Regions from separate parts of the Homo sapiens genome. Here region 2 is linked to region 1. A link is a loop called in an ENCODE intact Hi-C map of the cell type or tissue named here. Cell type or tissue: mammary epithelial cell. All regions are shown on one strand. Links, peaks and the distances in the headings refer to the core of each region. The heading gives the core; the rest is flanking DNA. Region 1 overlaps LINC01562 (long intergenic non-protein coding RNA 1562). Region 2 overlaps RNF11 (ring finger protein 11).

Evidence for each region. Hi-C counts contacts between places; a loop is a spot of excess contacts. Peaks named below come from ENCODE experiments on the same cell type or tissue, not always from the same donor. Only the 100,000 strongest peaks of a DNase experiment are listed, where the experiment ranks them.
Region 2: a loop joins it to region 1, with 7 times the contacts of the local background. A loop is called at or near these places in 1 of 110 quality-filtered maps.

Annotation. Positions count from the first base shown.
Region 1 is chr1:51,212,889-51,218,272 of GRCh38, reverse strand. The region is part of intron 1 of LINC01562 (long intergenic non-protein coding RNA 1562); the gene reads left to right. Among named protein-coding and RNA genes, the nearest start is that of LINC01562, 20 kb to the left of the region's middle. In mammary epithelial cell, for the core only: no CTCF peak of the experiment used is centred there; a DNase peak (open chromatin) is centred at 2,922.
Region 2 is chr1:51,259,360-51,264,743 of GRCh38, reverse strand. The region is part of intron 1 of RNF11 (ring finger protein 11); the gene reads right to left. Among named protein-coding and RNA genes, the nearest start is that of RNF11, 26 kb to the right of the region's middle. RefSeq lists a silencer at 3,233-3,527. In mammary epithelial cell, for the core only: no CTCF peak of the experiment used is centred there; a DNase peak (open chromatin) is centred at 3,333; H3K27ac peaks cover 830 bases.

The sequences.
Region 1 (5,384 bases), core at 128-5,127:
AGTGCACATCTGTAGCCCCAGCTGCTTAGAAGGCTAAGGTGGGAGGATTGCTTGAGACTGGGAGGCAGAGGTTGCAGTGAGCCGAGATCAAGCCACTGCACTCCAGCCTGAGCAAAAGAATGAGACCCTGTTTAAAAAAAAAAAGAAAAAAAAGCAATAAATATTTTATTTTATTTATTTAATATAAATAAATATTATAATAATATAAATAAATATAAATAAATGGTGAAATCCCATCTCTACTAAAAAAATTCAAAAAAATTAGCCGGGCATAGTGGCGGGCGCCTGTAGTCCCAGCTACTCAGGAGGCTGAGGCAGGAGAATGGCGTGAACCTGGGAGGTGGAGTTTGCAGTGAGCCAAGATCGCACCACTGCACTCCAGCCTGGGTGACAGAGCGAGACTCCGTCTCAAAAAAAAAAAAAAAAAAAAAAAAAACTTGGCCAGAGGCCGGGCTCACCCTGTATCCCAGCACTTTGGGAGGCCAAGGTGGGTGGATCACTTGAGGTCAAGAGTTTGTGACCAGCCTGGCCAACATGGTGAAACCCTGTCTCTACTAACAATACAAAAATTAGCCAGGCATGGTGGCAGGTGCCTGTAATCCCAGCTACTCAGGAGGCTAAGGCAGAAGGATCGCTTCGACCTGGGAGTCAGAGGTTGCAGTGAGCTGAGATTGTGCCTCTGCACTCCAGCCTGGGGGATGACAGAGCGAGACTCCCTCTCAAAAAAAAAAAAAAAAACTTGGCCAGGCATGGTGGCTCATGCTTATAATTTCAACACTTTGGGAGGCCAAGATGGGAGGATCACTTGGGGCCCGAAGATTGAGACCAGCCTGGTCAACATAGTGAGACTCTGTCTCTAGAAAAAAAAAAAAAAAATCCAGTGTGGTGCATACACCTGCCTAGCAGCTCGGGAGGCTAGGGTAGGAGGATTGCTGGAGCCTAGGAGCTTGAGGCTACTGTGAGCTATGATCATGTCACTGCATTCCAGCCTGGCTGACACAGTGAGACCTTATCTCTAAAGAAAGAAAAAAAAAAACAACCTTGAATAGTAAATATGACCTCATTTTAAACAAATAATTTTTTTAACACATTCTATCTTCCAGAAATTGTATGAAGAGATGTGAAAATAAATGTTATAAGCAGTATAAACTGTGAATGTATTGTGATAGAAATGATTATATTTCTTTGGATAAATAAGAAAATCTTCTCAGGAAATAGGACATTTATGTATTATTTCTTTATTCATTATTAATTTATCATTATTTTAAATCAGAGCTAACATTCATTGAGCTCTAATCAGATGCCCGGCATTGTTCTAAATGTTTTACATGTATTATTTGGTTTATGACCTACAACTCTAAGAAGTAGTTACTATTATTTCCCACATTATATAAATGAGGAAGCTAAAGGAAAGAGAGTTTAGGTAACTTGCTCAAGGTCACCCATTAAGTAATCCTGGATTGGACCCAGGTGGAACAGACATCATGATTTTAACCATTAGGAGCAACATTTAAACTGGATCTTTTTCTTTTTCTTTTTTCTCACTCTGAAACTGCAGTAAAATAAACCGAGTCTTTTTTTTTTTTTTTTTGAGACAGGTCTCACTCTGTCGCCCAGACTGAAGTGCAGTGGTGCGATCTCCGCTCACTGCAACCTCCACCTCCCAGGTTCAAGCTATCCCCCCGCCTCAATCTCCGGAGTAGCTGGGACTGCAGGCGCGGGCCACCACGCCTGGCTAATTTTTATATTAGTGCCCAGCCTAAACTGGGTCTTAAAAAGAGAAGACTTGGGCCAGGCGCAGTGGCTCACGCCTGTAATCCCAGCACTTTGAGAGGCTGAGGCTGGCGGATCACTTGAGGGCAAGAGTTCAACACCAGACTGGCCAACATGGCGAAACCCTGACTCTGCTAAAAAAAAATACAAAAATTAGCCAGGCATGGTGGTGTGTACCTGTACTCTCAGCTACTTGGGAGGCTGAGGTGGGAGAATTGCTTGAATCTGGGAGGCGGAGGTTCCAGGGAGCCGAGATGGCACCACTGCACTCCATCCTGGGTGACAGAGTGAGACCTGTCTCAAAAAAAAAAAAAAAAAAGAGAAAGAGAAGACTGGTAGGCCAAAGGGCATTTTAGAGAGAAAAACACATACAAATATTTGATGAAATGAAAGTTCACTGTGTTCTAAGAATAACATTCAGGGAAGCTGAAATTTAGAGAAAGAACGTGTGTGTGTGTGTGTGTGTGTATGTGTGTGTGTGTTGGGAGGTAGTTTGGGGCCAGTTAATGGAGGACCTTGAATACTAGACAAAGGAGTTTGTACTTGATCCAGTAGGCTGTGAGAGCCACTGAAGTTGTTTTTCTGTTTTTCTTAATCAAGAGAGTCATATGATTAGCTCTGTGTTTTAGAAACAGCAATCTGGTGGCAAGGGGAAATGGACTAATGGAAGAGACTGGAGGCAGAGAAAAGGTAGTTAGGACTCAGTTGCAATGGTCTAATATTGGGGCCTGAACTAGGATGGTGGCCGTGGGAACCAAGGAATGCATGGCCTAGTGCTTATTTTTATAGCGAATGTATATTTTCTATAGGACATTCTATTTTGAAAGATTATTCAATGATGGCTGTTTTTTCTGCTTGGAGAGGCTTGGATTAAAAAGCTCGTTTTTGTAATTTGGAGGGTCAGGAACTCTGCCTACAACTCAGTGGTCCTTCTCACAGAGTAAATCAGATACACTGAGGCTTTACGGGTCAAGGGAAACCTCCCCTCTGCCCTCCAAAGGTTCACTGAAGAATCAGCTCACAAAAGGTAGATTAATTGGAGAAAAGGCATACACATTTATTTAATGTGCATACATGGGGAGAATCATGGGGTGATTGCCCATCCTACAGTGTGATTCAGAAGCTTGTAAGCTATTCTGGCAAAACAGGTTGTGAGAGGGGGAAGAGGAATTCTGTTGAGGGCATTACTAGGGAGAATAAATGAATCAGGGAACAGAGATTAACTTGTACATTATCTTGTGAAGGGGTTGCTTCAGGTGTGGTTACAGTCTTGGTCTTATAGGGAAGGGAAGAAAAAATAATTGTTCCTTTTGGAGAGTCTGGATGTTAGGCAGATAGGGACTTTGGGTGAGACAGTATATGTGCATGTTGGGGGAAGGTCAGAAAGACCTTGAGGCTTCTTCAGTTCAGCATGTCAAAACGCCATATTTTGTGGTATTGGTTTCCTGGCCCCAACATTACCCTGTCAGAAACTTCCCTAGAAGTTTCACACACTAAAAGCTGCCCATATCAGAAGATGGCATCGCAGATGGGCTTTCAAACAGAAGAAAAACAAAGGTTAATGTTTGGTACAATCTATAAACCGGCTTCCTTAGAGTCTGGAGGGCAGTTGGGTGAGTTGTCTGGATGTAAGACTTGAAGCATCTTCAGTTAACGTGGAAGTAGATGCTGGCAATCTGACAGGTTTTTCTTGCCTGCAGTTTGTATGTCACAACATATGAGCTTCAGCCTGGAGGGCCTCAGGAAAAAGACGGTAGCAATTGTATTGCGTCCAAGTCAGAAAAGTGGAAGACAAATTTGGAAACGTTAGTATAGGGACTTGTAACCAGGAAAGAATTTATGATTTCATCCTTACTGTAGGCAAATAACAAAAACTCACAAACAATGAACAGGGCTAGAATCAAATAGTGGGTGGACTATAGATTTCTTCTAAAACATAATTTTTCTTCTAAAACATAATTCTTCTCTCTCTAGTTTCCCATTTTCAGCAAGGATAAATCATAGCAGGACCAATTAATTTGCAAAATAAGTTTTAGTCACAATATACTTGGCCTGATTATTTGCATAAAGTGCAGCAAGAATAGTGATTGGCCATATAGGTTCGTTTAAATTGGCTTTGCTAGAACTTTTTTTTTTGTGAAAGTCTTGCCTGTCACCAGGCTGGAGTGCAGTGGAATGATCTTGGCTCACTGCAACCTCTGCCTACTGGGTTCAAGCGATTCTCCTGCCTCAGCCTCCCAAGTAGCTGGGATTACAGGCATGCACAACCACGCTCCTAAGTTCTGTATTTTTAGTGACAGGGTTTCACCATGTTGGCCAGGCTGATCTCAAACTCCTGGGCTCACCCACCCTGGCCTCCCAAAGTGCTGGGATTACAGGCGCTAGCCACTGTGCTTAGCCAGAAAGTGACATTCTTTTCTTGCTGCGAGAACAGAAAACTTGTAAAGGAGCTGCACAGACAAGGTACCATGTCAGTCTTTCCAGACGTTTTATTAGCTCTATAAAGTCAACTTCTATTCCTTTAAAATATTTTAAAAATTATTTAAAAAGTTATTTGTCTTTTCTTTTCTTTCCTTTTCTTTTCTTTTTGAGATGCAGTCTTGCTCTGTAGCCCAGGCTGGAGTGCAGTGGTGCGATTTCGGCTTGCTGCAGCCTCTACCTCCAGGGTTTAAGCGATTCTCCTGCCTCAGCCTCTGAGTAGCTGGGATTACAGGCACCTGCTACCACACCTGGCTAATTTTTGTACTTTTAATAGAGACAAGGTTTCACCATGTTGCCCATACTGGTCTCGCACTGCTGACCTCACGTGATCTGCCTGCCTTGGCCTCCCAAACTGCTGGGATTACAGGTGTGAGCCACTGCGCCCAGACTTATTTTTCTTTTTGAGACAGGGTCTCACTCTGTCACCCAGGCTGGAGTGCAGTAGCATGATCTTGGTTCACTGCAGCCTCAAACTCCCAGGCTCAAGCGATCCTCCCACCTCCACCTCCTGAGTAGCTGGGACCATAGGCATGCACCACCGTGCTTGGCTATTTTTTACATTTTTTTGTAGAGATGAGATCTCACTTTGTTGCCCAGGCTGGTCTCAAACTCCTGGACTCCCGTGGTAATCCTGCTTGGCCTCCCAAAGTGCTGGGATTACAAGTATGAGCCACCATGCCCATCCTAAATTATTTTTTGAGTAGACATGGGGTCTCACTATGTTGCTAGGCTGGTCTTGAACTCCTGATTTCAAGTGATTGTCCTGCCTCAGGCTCCCAAGGGGATTACAGGCATGGGCCCATGCCTGGCCTTAACTTCTATTCCTTAAAGCAGCCTGGGCATATCTAAAAATATGATATTCCTGTCAAAGCCTTGGTAAATCCAGTGTCTCCAATTGTGTCCTATTCCAAAATAAAACAGATTCTATTGAGTTTATGCAAATAGCTATATTGCAATAAATTAAGAATAATCACGGCCAGGTGTGGTGGCTCACGCCTATTATCCCAGTACTTTGGGAGGCCGAGGCAGGCAGATCACCTGAGGTTAGGAGTTCGAGACCAGCCTGGCCAACATGGCAAAACCCCGTCTCTACTAAAAATACAAAAATTAGCCAGGCGTGCTGGTGCGTG
Region 2 (5,384 bases), core at 327-5,326, 46 kb before region 1:
TGCTGAGGCTGGAAATAGCACAAGTCTGGTTTGTGGTGAAGGAAAAATAAAGTCACTGCTAAAGCATGCAGCTTGTCACCAAAAGCGGTATCTTTTCCTCCAGTAGGAAATAAGAGCCAGCTCTTCTGATCCTTCTCTTTATATCCTTACAAGCTGCTGCTGGCACCACCTTCTTCCCAGCTGCAGTCTCCTACTGGGAAATGTTTTCTCTGAATTTTGCCAGACTGACATTTAAGACCATAAAATGGAGGATTTAGAATAGTTGGTCTCAATGTATGTTCTACTTCTGATGTTCCATGAAATCTTGACCAAAACAAAAACCCCCAGATTAGCACTGATGCAGTTCCTGAACAATTACACAGAGAGATGTAAAAGCTAGCATCACATCTATCTTCCTGATAAATGTGTGTGTGTGTGTGTGTGTGTATATATATATATATATATATATATATATATTTTTTTTTTTTTTTTTTTTTTTTTTTTTGAGATAGGGTCTCATTCTGTTACCTAGGCTAGAGTGCAGTGGCACAATCTTGGCTCACTGCAGCCTTGACGACCCCCCGGGCTCAAGTGATCCTCCCACTTCAGTCTCCTGAGTAGCTGGGACTACAGGCCCATGCTACTATGCCCCGCTAATTAAAAATATACATTTTGTAGAGACAGGTTTTCACTATGTTGCCCAGGCTGGTCTAGAATTCCTGGGCTCAAGCAATCCTCCTGCCTTGGCCTTCCAAAGTGCTGGGATCCCAGGAGTGAGCAGCCAAGCCTAGCCTTAAAAAGCACATCTCAGCACTGAGGAAATACAGTATCACGATAAGGTGAAAGGCTTCCATTAACTGTAACACCTTAGAGATATAATTCACATTCTATTTCCCTATTTAAAATACACACTTCAATGGTTTCCAGTGTGTTCAGAGCTATGCAACCATCACTTATCAATTTTAGAACATTTTCATTACCCCCAAAAGAAAGTGTACTCATTAACAGTCACTCCCCCAAACTCCCCGGCCCTAGGCTACTACTAACTAATTTGCTTTTTGTCTCTATAGATTTGCCTATTCTGGGCATTTCATAGATAAGCATTATTCAGATGTGTGGGTTTCGTTCCAGACCACCCTAATAAAACTGATCACAGATCACTGTAAAAGATATAATGAAAGAGTCTGAAAGCACGAGAATTACCAAATGTAGCAGAGAAATGAAATGAGCTGCTGGGAAAATGGTGCCAAAAGAATTGTTTCATGCAGAGCTGCCACAAACCTTCAAGTTGTGTAAACACACACACACACACAACCCTGTGAAGTGCAATAAAACAAGGTATGCCTGTGTATGGAATCATACTAATATGTGGTCTTTTGTGGCTCGACTTTCACTTAGCATGTTTTCAAAGTTCACCCATGATGCAGCATTTATCAGAATTGCATTCCTTTTTATCACTGAATAGTCCACCACCATTTTGTTTAGTCACTGATGGACATGGGTTGTTTCTACTTGTTAGCTACTGTGAATAACAGTGTTATGAAAATACATGTATAAGTTTTTGTACATGTTTTCATTTTATTGGGTATATAAACCAATGAATGGAACTCTGCAAAACCTTTTGTAGAACTGCCAAACTTTTCCAAAGCACCTGCACCATCTTACAATCCCATCGAGAGCTGTATTGGTAAGTGATGGTTGTGTAACTCTGAACACACTGGAAATCAATGAAGTGTGCATTTTAAAAAGGGAAATAGAATGTTCCAGTTTCTCTACAGCATTGCTTAAACTTAATCTTTTTATTATAACCATTCAAGTGGATAAGATGTGATATCTCATTGTGATTTTGATTTGCCCTCTCTGATAGCAAATTATCTTTTTGTTATCTCCTGGACACAAGTCCCTTAGCAGACCAATGATTTACAAGTATTTTCTTCGAGAGGCTGAGGCAGGCAGATCACCTGAGGTCAGGAGTTCAAGACCAGCCTGGCCAACATGGTCAAACCTTGTCTCTACTAAAAATACAAAAAAAAAAAAAAAAAAAAAAAAGATTAGCAGGCGGTGGTAGTGCACACCTGTAATCCCAACTACTTGGGAGGCTGACGCACAAGAACTGCTTGAACCTGGGAGGTGGCATTGCAATAAGCCAAGATTGTGCTGCTGCACTCCAGTCTAGATGACAGAGGGAGACTCTGTCTCAAACAAACAAACAAACAAAAAAAAGCCCAAATATTTTCTTGCATCCTATGGGTTATCTTTTCACTTTCTTTACGTTATTTGAAGAACAAATTTTAAATTTTAATGAAATTCAACTTTGGTTACTTTTACTTTCAGTATCCTAAGAAGTTTGTCAAACCCAAGGTCATGAGCATTTGCTCCTATATCTTCTAAGAGGTTTATAAAGTTTTAGCTCTTACATTTAGGTGTATGAACCATTCTGAGTTAATTTTTGCATATAGTAAGAAAGGGGCCCAACTTCACTTAACTATGTGGTTATATGTAGGTGTCCCAGCATCATCCGTTAAAAATTGTTTTGGGGCCAAGTGCAGTGGCTCACACCCGCAATCCCAGCCTGGGCAACATGGCGAAACCCCATCCCTACAAAAATTAGCCAGGAGTGGTGGTACATGCCTGTAGCCTCAGGCTACTAGGGAGGCCAAGGCGGGTGGATCACCTGAGACCAGGAGTTCGAGACCAGCCTGGCCAACATAGTGAAACTCCATCTCTACTAAAACAGAAAAAATTAGCTGGGGGTGGTGGTATGTGCCTGTAATCCCAGCTGCTCGGGAGTCTGAGGCAGGAGAATCGCTTGAACCGGAGAGACGGAGGTTGCAGTGAGCCGAGACTGCTGGGATTACAGGCATGAGCCATAGCAACGAGCCGTGAAATTTTTATTTAAAAATCTTATCACAGGCTGAGCGTGGTGGCAGGTGCCTGTAGTCCCAGCTACTCCGGAGGCTGAGGCAGGAGAATGGTGTGAACCCGGGAGGACGAGCTTGCAGTAAGCTGAGATCGTGCCACTGCACTCCAGCCTGGGCAACAGAGCAAGACTCCGTCTCAAGAAAAAAAAAAAAAAATCTTATCACAGACAGGGCGTGGTGGGAGGCTGAGGCAGGAGAATCACTTGAACCTGGGAGGTGGAGGTTGCAGTGAGCTGAGATCGTGCCACTGCACTCCATCCTGGGCAACAGAGCAAGACTCCATATATATTTGGGCCCATTTCATGCTGCAAATCTTAATTACGTCTGACAATTTACCTAAATATTCCAACAGCAAAATTCAACTGAATTACAATACCACATACCTATCAGAACTCTGTGACTCAGAGTTCAGAACTCTCAAAAGGCTTTGTGGTTTCTGGCAGCAATGACAGGAGCTCACTCTGGGATTGCCTCTCACGGATTCTTAACACTTTTTTTTTTTGCCATGGAAACCTTATGCAGTCCAATGAAAGCTATTTCAGATAACGTTTTTGAATAAAACACATAAGATTACTAAGGAAATCAATCACACTGAAAGCAGTTCTATCCCTGACCTTAAAGGGTCTGTGGATCTCAATTTTAGTACTCCTCAATCTAAAGATTACTTTGAGATTAAGAACTTAGATCTTACAGAGTTCATTAAAACATGTTTTAAGGGAGAAACATTTTTGAGAAACAAAATCTAGGGATGAGAAAAAAGTCCAGATAATTAAACACAGAGGAGGTGGTGAGGTATATGTGAAAAAGGAATGATAAGCTTACATCAACATTAAAGGTTCTTTCTTTCGATTCTCATGTGCATGTGAATTTCCCGCTAAAACTGACTTTATTAAGCAAATTTGTTCCAAACTTTAAAAAATTTTTAACTTAAAAAAATATAAAGTACCTATGTATCTAAACCCCAGAATAGTTTATTCACAAGTGAAAATGCAACTTAACTGCCACTGCCTCTGGGATCTCTCTATTGGGAGTTGCTAGAAAATACTGTGATGAGCTTGAGTATCTGGTTTTCCAACATGCCAAATTATTAGAAGTAGGAAGAGGTAGTTTAAGGGCAGACACACTAACAGCAGATGAAGAACTGACAATGAGGAAAAAAAAATCAATAAAAAGTAGGTGCAAGAATCCAAAAGCCTAACAGCTTTCACCCACTAACACAATTGTCCTACATAATTAAAGACTCTGGATGCACTATTCTGTTACCTCCAGGGTATAATAACGTATCTAATAATAATTTTGAATCAGTAAGATAAAATGACAATGTGCTCAGAAGTCATTTCAGTGATTTCTGGGGAAGGGAGTGAAGTTGAAAAGGGAGAAGGTGTGAAAGTTTGAAAGAGGGCCAGGTTGAGAATCAGTCTGAGAATGAAAACACCCAAAACTGAATATTAACGCTTTACAAAAACACACCCTAAAAAATTTTAATTAAAGAGAGACAAACAGACATGAGCCTATTTAGAAAATCCCAAGGACTCTAACCAAAACCTCCTAAAATGAATTCAGCAAGGTTGCAGGTTAAAAGAACACACATAAATTAATTGTATTTGTAAATACCAGCAATGAACTGGAAGCCAAAATAAAAAGTTTGAACACCATTTACGATACCAAAAAACTGAAATGTTTAAAGGTATAAATTTATCTTGTGCAGGATCCGTATGTTAAAAACTAATTCACAAAAAAATTAACAGATCAACAATGGGCCTCAGCCAATTAACTAAACTTACAAACTCCTAATTCATAGGACCTAACACCACCTTGCAAACAGGGGTACATCATAAAAATCTAAACAATCCACAAAGTAATATCATTTCTGCTTTTAGGGGCTTTTAAGACTACAACTATTGATGGCCTTGAATTGCTACATAAAATTAAAAGCACAAAGAGAATGCGATAAGTTTAGTGTTTCTGAAATCTTTCTAACGTCTTCTCCTACATACGCTATTTGATCATGAACTTATTAACTCTTTGACAACAGAAAATATTCAATTACTGATTGACTTAAACTTTGACCTACACTCCTCACCAATCTTTAATTCACTGAAGTGCTTTAGAAAAGAACAGGAAAAGGTTTCTGTTACTTAAAAAGATTTGTTCCAGTGGTGGTATAATCATTGCTTTCATGACCAAAAATCAAAACATATTTAAGAGGTAGTCTAGGAAATTTTAGAAGCTTAAATACAGGAATTTCTATAACATGTAAGAGATTTACAGTGATAATGGATCAAAACATTTAACATGAGAATTTTTGCAGGAAAATCAGGATGGATGAGAAGCTGCATTATACAACATTTTTTAAAAACCCTAATTTATTCTTTCAGCAGAGTGCCACTGTGTGTCAGATACTGTGCTAAATATTTCCACGCCTTAAATTCATTTATCTTTGCAACCATTTGAAAAAGTTGCAATAACCTCCACTTTTCAGTT